Linked DNA regions of Homo sapiens: regions 1 and 3 are each linked to region 2. A link is a contact called in ENCODE Hi-C or POLR2A ChIA-PET data. All regions are on one chromosome and are shown on one strand. The core of a region is the stretch at or near the end of the contact, and the rest is flanking DNA. Distances in the headings are between cores, read along the strand shown.

What was found. Hi-C counts contacts between places; a loop is a spot of excess contacts on that map. ChIA-PET counts read pairs that join two places held with the same protein, here RNA polymerase II (POLR2A). Pooled maps may share reads with other maps.
Region 1: a loop to region 2 is called in a map with no recorded cell type, with 11 times the contacts of the local background. The contact joins two enhancer-like sites. A Hi-C loop is called at or near these places in 4 of 37 single-sample maps with no recorded cell type and 4 of 50 pooled maps. POLR2A ChIA-PET finds 5 or more read pairs at or near these places in 2 of 52 experiments (Panc1 and activated T-cell).
Region 3: a map with no recorded cell type shows a loop between it and region 2 (4-fold over the local background). The contact joins two enhancer-like sites. A Hi-C loop is called at or near these places in 1 of 168 maps with a recorded cell type or tissue (GM12878), 4 of 37 single-sample maps with no recorded cell type and 9 of 50 pooled maps. POLR2A ChIA-PET finds 5 or more read pairs at or near these places in 1 of 52 experiments (activated CD4-positive, alpha-beta T cell).

What each region holds. Positions count from the first base shown.
Region 1 is chr16:17,069,314-17,073,228 of GRCh38, forward strand. No RefSeq gene overlaps it. Among named protein-coding and RNA genes, the nearest start is that of XYLT1, 400 kb to the right of the region's middle. RefSeq lists an enhancer at 1,773-2,092. Within about 2 kb of position 1,723, at least 10 of the 41 ENCODE cell types and tissues checked have a DNase peak (open chromatin) inside an H3K27ac peak, as active enhancers do.
Region 2 is chr16:17,257,964-17,261,568 of GRCh38, forward strand. It overlaps XYLT1 (xylosyltransferase 1), which reads right to left. Exons shown (of 12, transcript NM_022166.4): 3 at 1,025-1,535. Among named protein-coding and RNA genes, the nearest start is that of XYLT1, 210 kb to the right of the region's middle. RefSeq lists enhancers at 1,138-1,187, 1,348-1,747. Within about 2 kb of position 1,413, at least 11 of the 41 ENCODE cell types and tissues checked have a DNase peak (open chromatin) inside an H3K27ac peak, as active enhancers do; they include GM12878, where a contact is called at or near this core.
Region 3 is chr16:17,406,825-17,410,340 of GRCh38, forward strand. All of the region lies in intron 1 of XYLT1 (xylosyltransferase 1), which reads right to left. Among named protein-coding and RNA genes, the nearest start is that of XYLT1, 62 kb to the right of the region's middle. Within about 2 kb of position 2,252, at least 4 of the 41 ENCODE cell types and tissues checked have a DNase peak (open chromatin) inside an H3K27ac peak, as active enhancers do; they include GM12878, where a contact is called at or near this core.

The DNA of each region.
Region 1 (3,915 bases), core at 473-2,972, 190 kb before region 2:
CCGTGGATTCAGGGACATCGCTGAAGCCCTGTGCTGGTGGAATTCCCACTACTGATATCTTGGGCCAGGAACTGCATTCTGGGAACCAGCACTGGGTATGGGATGCTATTGCAGGGATCTCTGCCTTTGTTATCTCTGGAAGCTGGACATTCCTACTGCTCCTCTCTCTGGGATAGATTCTGTGTGGGAACTAGAGGAAAAGTCTCACACAGATATGACTGAATGGTGGACCCTAGGCCACACGCCTCTGCCCTCTCTGCAAAAGCTTCTAGGAAAGAAAGTTTTAAGCTTCTGCCACAACGTGGGTAAACGCTTCAAACAAAAGAAGGGTACACAGAGAAGCAGAGTGATAAAGAGGGATTTTACAGTGCCCATTATACCTCTGAAGACAGCTTTTTGGGATTAGGTTCAAGGCATCTAGGGCCTTTATCCAGTGTTTTTTCTACTTTTCCCCTCTTTTTAAATTAACCTCAAGTTTCTTCCATATCCTTTATGTTCTTGAGCCCTCAACACACACACACGCACACACACACGTCAATTTCTCCCCACTACCAGTCCCTCAGGAAGGGCTTAGCTTAGTCATAAAAATGAAACCCAAATTATTAGCAAAGCAAAATCTGCTTCTCTCTTTCCTAGAGAGAAGGAATCCTTCAGTTCTCAAAAACACATGGTAGATAGTTTAAAAAAAAATTGAGAAAGAATTTGAGTTGAACAATTCATATTATAATACAAAGTTAACTTCAGACCATTTAATAATCAAAATTGCAAACAAATTGGTTTGAATTGCAGCAAGACAGCTTTCTGGTTTTCAGGCTTGTGGCAACATGGAATTCCTTTCCTGGAGGTCTTTAGGGAATTGGCTGGATCTACCAAGTGGGCTGGCATAATTATGTCATCTTTGGGTGTGGAGATAGAGAAGTGGATCAAATAAATGGCGTTCACATGTCCCTGCTAGCCTTGCTTGAATACTGTTAGTGTGTAGTACCCACATCTAGGAGATGGCGGTGCAACGCTAAACATTCCAGCGAGGACAGACTCACAAGTGCTCGCATGTCTGGCGGGAGAGGCAGAGGTAGCTGGAACCAGGAACAAAGGACTGAGTCTGGGGTTGGGTTAACTACTGCTTATTTTATTTTATTTATTTGTTTTGGTACAGAGTCTCATTCTATTGCCCAGGCTGGAGCGCAGTGGTGTGATCTCAGCTCACTGCAGCCTCCGCCTCCCGGGTTCAAGTGATTCTCTTGCCTCAGCCTCCTGAATAGCTGGGACTACAGGCGCTCACCACCATGCCTGGCTAATCTTTGTATTTTTAGTAGAGACAGGGTTTCATCATGTTGGTCAGGCTGATCTCGAACTCCTGACCTTGTGATCCGCCCACCTCAGCCTCCCAAAATGCTGGGATTACAGGCGTGAGCCACTGTGCCGGGCCCTACTGCTTATTTTATCCCCAATCCAACCCCAATAAGTTTTGCGATTGCTAGAGACCCCGAAATTGCCAGAGTAGTTGAGGAGTACTCTAACATTTTCTCTGACTCTTAGTTAAACATTGGCAACTTTTCCGAGACTATAAATTTGACTGGGGCCCAGTCATTTCTCTCTTTGTAGTCTGTGAAAATTAACTGAGTCTGCAGGGGCTGCAATCACCGCCAAAAACCGCAAGTGTGGGCTGTTCCTCCACACTGACAAAAATAACAGCTAATTAGGCTGCAACACCCCAAGGAAAGTGAACTTACGCCACCAATCGCAGGATGGCATGCAAAACGTCGCCATGGCAACCGGCATTTACAGCTCTTCAATTTTAATATATCAAAGGCTAAGGGTAATTTCCCAGCGAGAATACAGGAGGGTGGATTTCTCCCCTCTTTATTCTTTCTGCCGGTCTTTTGCCAGTACTGTGAGTACGGAAGCTCTATTCCTGTGGCAACAGGTTTTAAAGGAAGAGAGCCTTGTGAAAGCATGAAACACCTGGCGTGGGACTCCTGGAAATGCTGGGTGCCTCGGGAGGCGCAGGGAGAAAGGCATGGCATTCTTCTTAGAGTCTAGGCTGGGTGAACAGAGCTGAGAGGAGGTGAAGTGTGAGCTGTGAACTTTTGCCCTCAATTGCAGGTGAACTTTCTGTTTGCATAAAAATGTTTTCTTTTCTCCCCTCTTTCCCCTCCTCTGCCCTTCCCTCCCCTCCCCTCTCCTCTCTCCTCTCCTCTCCCCTCTCCTCTCCCCTCTCCTCTCCTCTCCTCTCCTCTCCCCGCTCCTCCCCTCCACGCTCCTCCCCGCTCCTCCCCTCCACGTTCCTCCCCTCCCCTCTCCTCCCCGCTCCTCCCCTCCCCGCTCCTCCCCTCCCGTCCCCTCCCCTCCCCTCCCCTCTCCTCCCATCACCTCCCCTCCCCTCTCCTCCCATCCCCTCTCCTCCCATCCCCTCCCCTCCCCTTTCCTCCCATCCCCTCCCCTTCCCCTCCCCTCCCTTCCCCTCCCCTTTCCTCCCCTCCCTTCCCCTCCCCTTTCCTCCCCTCTCTTCCCCTCCCCTCCACTCCCCTCCCCTCCCCTTTTCTCTTGTTGGCCCTCCCTTTCTTCCTCCCTCCCTTCTTCCTTTTTTACCTCCCTCCCCCTTTGCTTTTCCCCCCCTTCCCTCCCTCCTTCCTTTTTTCCCTCCCTCCCTCCCTGCCTTCTGGTTTTGTTGAGTGCTTACTCTGCATCAGGCACCCAATAGGCATCGTCTCATGTATTCTTCATCACTACATTGTAAGATAAACACTATTCTTATTTTAGAGATGAGGACATTGGGATGACGAGTCCTAATCTCACAGTAAGTTGTAGAGCCTGGATTTAAGCCAAGTCAGACCTCACAACCCAGGACCCTTGTAGTTTGTGTCTCCTCTGTGTTACTAAAACTTACTCTGTAAAAATGGAGGTGGATATATTTATTAAAGTCACTGCCATCACCATCATGAGTTGGTCAGTGCTGCATAACAAACACCCACACAATCTTAGTGGCATGCAGTGAATAAGCATCTACTTTGCTGCAGGATAGGATGACTCTGTGATTATTCTGGGACTCAGGCTGAAGGGAAAGTGCTTCTCACGGTGATGATGTTAGTCACTAGAGGGTATGCCCAACCACATAAGTGCATTTCAAATCTATCCCATGTCATATCTGCTAATATCCCATTGGCCAAAGCAAGTCACGAAGTTGAGCCCAAAGTCAAGAATTGGGAAAGCATACCCTCCCTTTTGTTGAAGTAATTGCAAATTTTTATAGTAAGGGTGTGAACACAAAGAGAGGTAAAGAATTGGGGCCCCAGAATCATTCTAGTTCAGTAACTGTCTATCATCATCATCATCAACTTCATGATCTCTGTGAACCAAGCTTCTCTTTACCTTTGTCTGTGTTTAAATAATGAGTGATCTCTTTATAAAGTTCTTCAAAGAGGACAGTCATTCGATTGAAGCAAAATAATAATTATTATTGAGCACATACTATGTCCCAGGCACTGCACTGGGGCTACATCAGTGAACAAAACATCCCATCTCAAAATAACTTACTGGGAACCCTAAAGCCCTGTGCTAGACATTGAGAAGCCCGCAAGAAATTCTAACACATGCCAAAACCATTCTGAATATTTCACAGAAGATGTCTGTGCATCAAAATCACCTGAGGAACTTGTTAAACACCAAGACTTTCAGAACTTGCCACCAACAACTCTAGGTCATAGGGTTAACTCTCAACCTATCCCATTGAAAACCTTGCCCCAAACTACAGTTGAGTTGTAGGAAAAGAAAGTTACAGGAAATAAACTACACGTACACCCTCTTCTTTGGCTACTCCTTGGGCAACAGGCCTTGATTAAAGTTTCCAGTAAATCTCTTCCAGTCCCCAGCCCCCATTCCAACAGTGTTAGTGAAACCAGGAAGTTGGAGCCA
Region 2 (3,605 bases), core at 163-2,662:
CACATGCGCTAGTGAAACTGGACTCCCCATCTTCAGATGGCCCCTCCACTCTGCCTGTGAATTTCTGGATCAGAGCTTGGATCCCTCCGTGTCTCAGCAAGAGAGCTGGTTTATCATCAGGTCATCCGCACATAAAAGAGTGCCAGTGAAGGGAAAGAGGGAGGGGAAAAGCAAAGAGCAAGGAAAGGTGGAAAGAAGGAAGGAAGGAAGGAAGTAAAGAATGAAGGAAGGAAAAGAAGAAAGGAGGGAGGGAGGAGAGAAAAATTAGGAAAGAAGAGGACAGAAAGCAGGAAGGAATGTAGAAGGGAAGAAAGAAAATAGGAAGAAAAGAGGAAAGGAGAGAGAAAGAAAATTAAAATAAGGAAGAAAGGAAATAGGAAAGAAGGAAGGGGGAAGAGAGGAAAATAAGGAAGGGAATGAGAAGAGGGAAGAAAAGGAAAGGGAGAAACAAACCAGGAAGAAAATGAGGAAGGAAGGGAGGAAAAAGGGAGAAAGAAAATAAAGGAATGAGAAGGAAAGAAGGAGGGAAACAGGAAACATATGAGGAAGAAAGAGAAGAGAAGAGGGAAAGAAACTTTTGATGAAGGAAAACGGAAAGTTACAGAGCCTCTGAAGTTAATGCAACCAATTAGAAACCTCTCAAATCATAATCAATTACAATAATATTCATATCAATTCTAATCCCAATATTCTACTGAAAGAGAAACGAAACCATATCAATACAGCTCCCTTGGCTCCTGCCAGCATCACATCAGCTCCCGATTTCACTATAATTTCATCCTTTGCCATAAAGGCAATGGGTTAAAGCACCTACAAAAGGTAATCTGATTTTGCAAAATTTTTCTGATACAAGACTTCAACACTCAGGGAGTACTAGAACACATCAGATCTCGTGTGCTCATCTGGGGTTTGGAAAACAGGGTGGCCTTTCTCAGAAGGTCTGAGAAGGTGAGCAGAATGGGGCTGGGCAGGAGGAGGAAGTGGCCAGGAGATCCCTCTCTGAGCCAGCGGGGTTGGAACTTACCCTCGAGGGGGCAGAACCGAGTCACCTTCTCAGGCATCAGCAGCCCTAACTTGTGGCGGCAGTAAGTCTCCCCAATCTCCTGGCGGCAGTGCTTGGACTTAGCACGGGACAGGGCAGAGATGGCCTCCTTGCCTGAGATGTCACACTTAGGGGGCTGGTCATACTTGGTCTCGGGGGAGCTGCCCCCAGTTTTCCTGGCATGAGGCGGTCTGGACACATCCTTCCCGTGGCTGCTGTTGGCTGCGGCTCTGTCCCCGGGAGGCAGCACCTCACCGGGGCCTTTCCCAGGGAATGTATGTCCTTTTCCTTTCTCCTGCTGTTCCAGCTTCCTTTTCAAAAGCTCCTTCTGTCTACTCGGTGGCTTCTTCGCCAACTCAGGCTGGTGCTTCTGCTTTTGAGTCCTGGGTGCGAAGTTGCTGTTGTCGACATTCTCAAAGTCTTTGGGGACAGAGTTCTCGTTGTTGCTGTCTGTTCGCACTTTCTCTTTCGGCCGATGAGAAAAGTAGCCATCCTGGAGAAGAGGGGAGAGAAACAGAAGAGAAACTTGACTGAGAGATCATGCTAAGCAGACTGGCCTTTGAAGAGTGAGTCATACGGACTTGGAAGCCGGGGCCATAGTTTCACATCCTACTTTTGCTACTGGTTTAACCTCTGGTAAGATGGCTCTCTCTGGACCTCAGTTTCCCCATCTGGAAATAGGAGATGTTCCAACCAGAAACCAAGGCTTTTTCAAGCTCTAAAGTGCCATGACTACGATTCTCAATGCTTCTTATTAACCACACCTTTTCAAGTCAGTTTCTTTCCTTGACTGTCTTTGCCACTGGGTAACAAACATTTTGTTCCAGCGTCCCGTTTAAATTCCAGCTGAAAGTGCTGTGATGGTTTACTTAAGGGCTGGAAATGATATAATAAAGTTATAAAGGGAAAAATATTGGTAGGATATTACATACATTCCATTGCCTTTAGGACATGCTCATATATCTATGCCCATAAGAGAAATCAGACTGAGCCGTTGTAAATTCTGTGGGAAAGAAACCAGCCGCAATTTTTTTTTTTTTTTTTTAAGAGGAATGCAGCCCTTGTAGAATAAACTTTACACTAAGTCCTGGAGCAAAGCAAACTTGCGACACTCTTGTGCTTGAGTTTGGCTCTTCATGTGTGTACATGGAACAGAAGTGATGAAGTCATTTGGGGTCAAGACAAAGATCAGGAGTCATTCTGGAGACCACGCATGGCATGGATGTTTCCAGAAGGGCTGGACCCCAAACTCAGCTCCTCCATGGGTAAATGGGTCCTGGTTACTTTGATCAGTCGAATGATCAAATGCATCATTCAACCAATGCCCCAAATTGTTTCTGCAACATGTTGCTTCTGCTTAAAGCTCATTCCCAAGGCCTTAATCTGAAAGCATATCCAATGTCCTACAACACGGCCCCTGACCTCTGAAGCCACAGAGAAGAGTAATGGCTCCATATAGCTGCCCTTGTTGCTATGGAAACACAGGGGCAATGGGCGGCATCCCTGCTAGTCCTCCTTTTAAGGAGGGCTGAAATATGCCTCTTACCAGTTCCCAAGGAAAAAGGTGTCGGGGCCTGAACAGCGGATCTGCAGGGGTACCCAAGAGCAGCTGACCCTCAGCAAGGCTCCCACCCCAGCAGGTCAGCAAACAACTGCCTGTGTTTTTTATAAATAAAGTTTTATTGAAACACAGCCATACCTGTCCATTTGTGTATTGTCCATGGCTGCTTTCCTGATACAATAGCAGAGTGAATAGTTGCAATAGAAACTTTCTGGTCTGAAAAGCTTAAAATATTTCTATCCAGCCCTTTAAGAAAATGTATGCAGACCCCTGCTCTGCTGGAGTGTGAGTTAAAAGGCCTCCTCCTCTGGGACTGGGTTAGTTGCTTCTGTCCTCACCATCCATATACGACTTAGTGATGGCCTGGAGAAGAAGGTGCCCCTAGGACTGGGCGTGGTGGCTCACACCTGTAATCCCAGTACTTTGGGAGGCCGAGGCAGGTGAATCACTTGAGGTGAGGAGTTTGAGACCAGCCTGGTCAACATGGCAAAACCCCATCTCTACCAATAACACACACACACAAAAAATAGCTAGGGGTGGTGGTGCACACCTGTAGTCTCAGCTAACTCAGAAATCTGAGGCAGGAGAATTGCTTGAACCTGGGAGGCGGAGGTTGCAGTGAGCTGAGATTGCACCAATGTATTCCAGCCTGGGGGGAGAGTGAAACTGGCTCTCAAAAAAAAAAAAAAAAAAAAAAGATGCTCCTCTAGCCTCTGCTCCATTGCTCCTAGCAGTAAGCACGAATTTCTCCTATTTGTTGGAGGCTCTGACACTAAGACACCTTGTGGCCATTCTGTAAGCTGAGTACTGCTATGACTTTCATTTTGCAGATGGGAAACTAAGCACCCATGAACAAGTGACTTGCCCAGGGTCACCCAGCTAGTTGGCGGTGAAGCTGGAATTCAAACCAGGCAGATCACAGACCCCACACTCTGGGCTACCAGGGACATGATCCACTTCCAAGAAATTGTATGATCCTTATTACACCCATCACCCAAAACC
Region 3 (3,516 bases), core at 1,002-3,501, 150 kb after region 2:
ATGTTCCTTCAACAAATTATTCTATGTGCTTGGAATATATGAGGCCCTGGGTTGGGTGTGGTATGCAACAGAAAAATAAAACATAAGAACATAGTATGTCTCTTCCCACAGGGTCATATGGTCTTTCGAAAGTCACCCTTTTAATTTGAAACCTTTTGCTGCTTCTTTATTTTTATTTTTTAATTTAATTTTTTTGAGACAGAGTCTTGCTCTGTCACCCAGGCTGGAATGCAGTGACGCAATCTCGGCTCACTGCAACCTCTGCCTCCGGAGTTCAAGCGATTCTCCTGCCTCAGCCTCCCAAGTAGCTGGGATTATAGACCCCTGCCACCACCCCAGCTAGTTTTTATATTTTTAGGAGAGATGGGGTTTCGCCATGTTGGCCAGCAGTCTTGAACTCCTGGCCTCAGGTGATCTGCCTGCCTCGGCCTCCCAAAGTGCTAGGATTACAGGCAGGAGCCACTGCGTCCAGCCTATTTATTCTTATTTTAAAAATTTATATATATGTGTATATATATAAGGGGTATAACACAGCGTTATTTTTAAGGAATAAGAGATATTTTGCTTTTCAAAGTGCCTGCTAAGCCCAGTGACATACGCTTGGTTAGCAATCACTAAATGTGGACACATTATAAATCCTCTATATATTTTATAGAGATGGGGTCTTGCTATGTTGCCCAGTATGGACATGCGTTCCTGGGCTCAACTGATCCTCCTGCTCAGCCTCCCATGTGCTGGGATTATAGGCATGAGACAGCAGCACTCAGTCTCTTTGTTTATTTCTCTGCCTGCTCCCCACCCATCTGTGTGACCCCTACTAAAATAACCACTGCATGGTGTTCAAGGAAGAGTATGGCCTTGGGATTCAGGCAGGTCTGCATTCTAACCCAGGGCCTTCTACCTTCTGGCTATGTGCCCCTGAGCAAGTAACTTGGCCTCTGCTATGGCTTAGATGTGTGTCCCCTCCAAACCGCATGTTGAAATTTGATCCCCAGTGTTGGAGGTGGGGTCTAATGGGAGGTGTTTGGGTTTTGAGGGTGGATCCCTCATGAATAGATCAATACCCTCCTTCTATTAGTTCTGCAAGAGCTGGATGTTTACAAACAGTCTGGCCTTCCCCTCCCTCTCTCTTGCTTTCTTGCTTACCTGTAATATCTGCACATGCCAACTCCCCTTCACCTTCCACTGTGAGTGAAGCTGTCGGAGGCCCTCGCCAGATGCAGATGCCTAATCTTGAACTTACCAGCCATCAGAATCACAAACCAAATAAACTTTCTTTCTTTATAAACTACCCAGCATCAGATATTCCTTTATAGTAATACAAAATATACGATGATAGCCTCTCAGAGCCTCAATCACCTGCCCTGGAAAATGGGTACAACACCGAGTTCTTTTTAAGGAATAAATGATGTTTTGCTTTTCAAAGTGCATGCTAAGTAAGTGCAGTGACATACGCTTGGTAAGCAATCATTGAGTGTGAACATATTATAAATTCTCATGAAATCTAAGAGGCAAAGCCCTGGGAATATCACAATATTGATCTTCTAAAGTCAGTATCAGCTTTCTCATGGCTCAGACTCACTCCTGAGTTTTGTGCTTGGATACTTAACAATTGCTCACTCCTAAATTTCCTAACTAGTTCCAGCTTCAAACTGGAAAAATTCCTCCAGTGTATTCAAGCCTCGTTGCCTAGCACCACAATATCCTTGGTTGATGTGCTTCTAGGTGCTAAAAGAATAGGCCGGGGATGGTGGCTTAGGCCGATAATCCCAGCACTTTTGGAGGCCAGGGCCGGCGGATCACCTGAAGTCAGGAGTTTGAGACCAGCCTGACCAACATGGAGAAACCCCATCTGTAATAAAAATACAAAAATTAGCTGGGCGTGCTGGCACAGGCCTATAATCCCAACTACTCAGGAGGCTGAGGCAGGAGAATCGCTTGAACCCAGAAGGCTGAGGTTGCGGTGACCCAAGAGATCGCACCATTACACTCCAGCCCGGGCAACAAGAGTGAAACTCCATCTCAAAAAACAAAACAAAACAAAAAAAAAGAGTAACGAGTGTTAGATATTGGTGGGGGTGGCATCAGAAGGACTTTGTGTGACATTCCCAGGTCTGTTCTGAGCGCAAAGGCCAGATTTAGACAGCGTTGAGAACCCAAATGAGGCTCTAGAAACTGGTCCAAACAATGTGCCCATAATGACACGTGTCAAAACCGAAGAAGGCCTTAGTCAGGGGAAAAAAGATGCAAATTACAAAGACCTTTTTCAGAGCCACCACCTTCTAAAAGTGAACAGAAGGAGCAGGAAGCTGCCAAAGTGTACCAGAACCTCCTCCTTCGACGCTAGAAAGAGTAACAGGTCAAGCTCCAACTTGCAATTCAGTTCTATTTTGAAGTTTACTGGAAAGCAGAAAATAAGAAGGGATTTGAGAGAGGCCGGCAGTTTGAAGGCAAGGAGGAACTGAAATAAACACATTAGACCCAAGAACACAAAAGTCCTAGCAGCTTGGACCTGCTATTTCTCGACAGTTCCTCCAGGCTCCTCATGCATAAGCCAATCAGCAATGATGTGCATATTTCAGCAATGATGTGCATAATATTGATCTTGAACCACAGCGATCTTCCTAGTTCCTTTTGCCAGGAGAAAAGATGGGGGTGGCCACACATTTGAGAAAGAAAGTCCATTAACATTACCCAAGTTGGTTTTGAAGTATTGAGACACTTTTTTTTTTTTTTTTTTTTTTAGATGGAGTCTCACTCTGTTGCCAAGGCTGGAGTGCAGTGACGTGATCTCGGCTCACTGCAACCTCTGCCTATCGGGTTCATGTGGTTCTCCTGCTTCAACCTCCCGAGTAGCTGGGAGTACAGGTGCCCGCCACCACGTCCGACTAATTTTTGTATGTTTAGTAGAGATGGGGTTTCACCATGTTGGCCATGCTGGTCTCGAACTCCTGACCTCAAGTGATCCACCTGCCTTGCCCTCCCAAAGTGCTGGGATTACAGGTGTCAGCCACCACACCCAGCTGAGACACATTTTTAGGGTGTGTGTATGACCGAGTTTTATGGTTGCAAACAAAAGACTCCATGCTGCCCAGTTCAGGCATAAAAAGAATGTCCTGAATAATGCAAGATGATGTATAGGATGCTTGGACAACCAAAGCCAAATGTGGAGGCTCTGCTGTGGGTGATCATGTCCCAACCACACGGACACTGACCAGCACAGACCCTGTCCCTGCTGCTAATGAGTTCACACTGCCACCACCAGGCACAGACCCAAATCCTTGACCGCTGCTGGCTGCCCCTTTTGCCAGAATGGATTCTGTACCAGGCTAGTTTCCCCACATAACTTGCTCTTTCAGGAAATCCAAAAGTATTGATACAAAAGGTGTATTAGAGCCATAAGTGCATAGAGAGAAAAGCGGGTACATTAAGCTTTGATTCTCCACTGCCTGTTGTAATAGTTTGTTTTCACGTTGCTGATAAAGACACATCCGAGACTGGGCAATTTACAAAAAG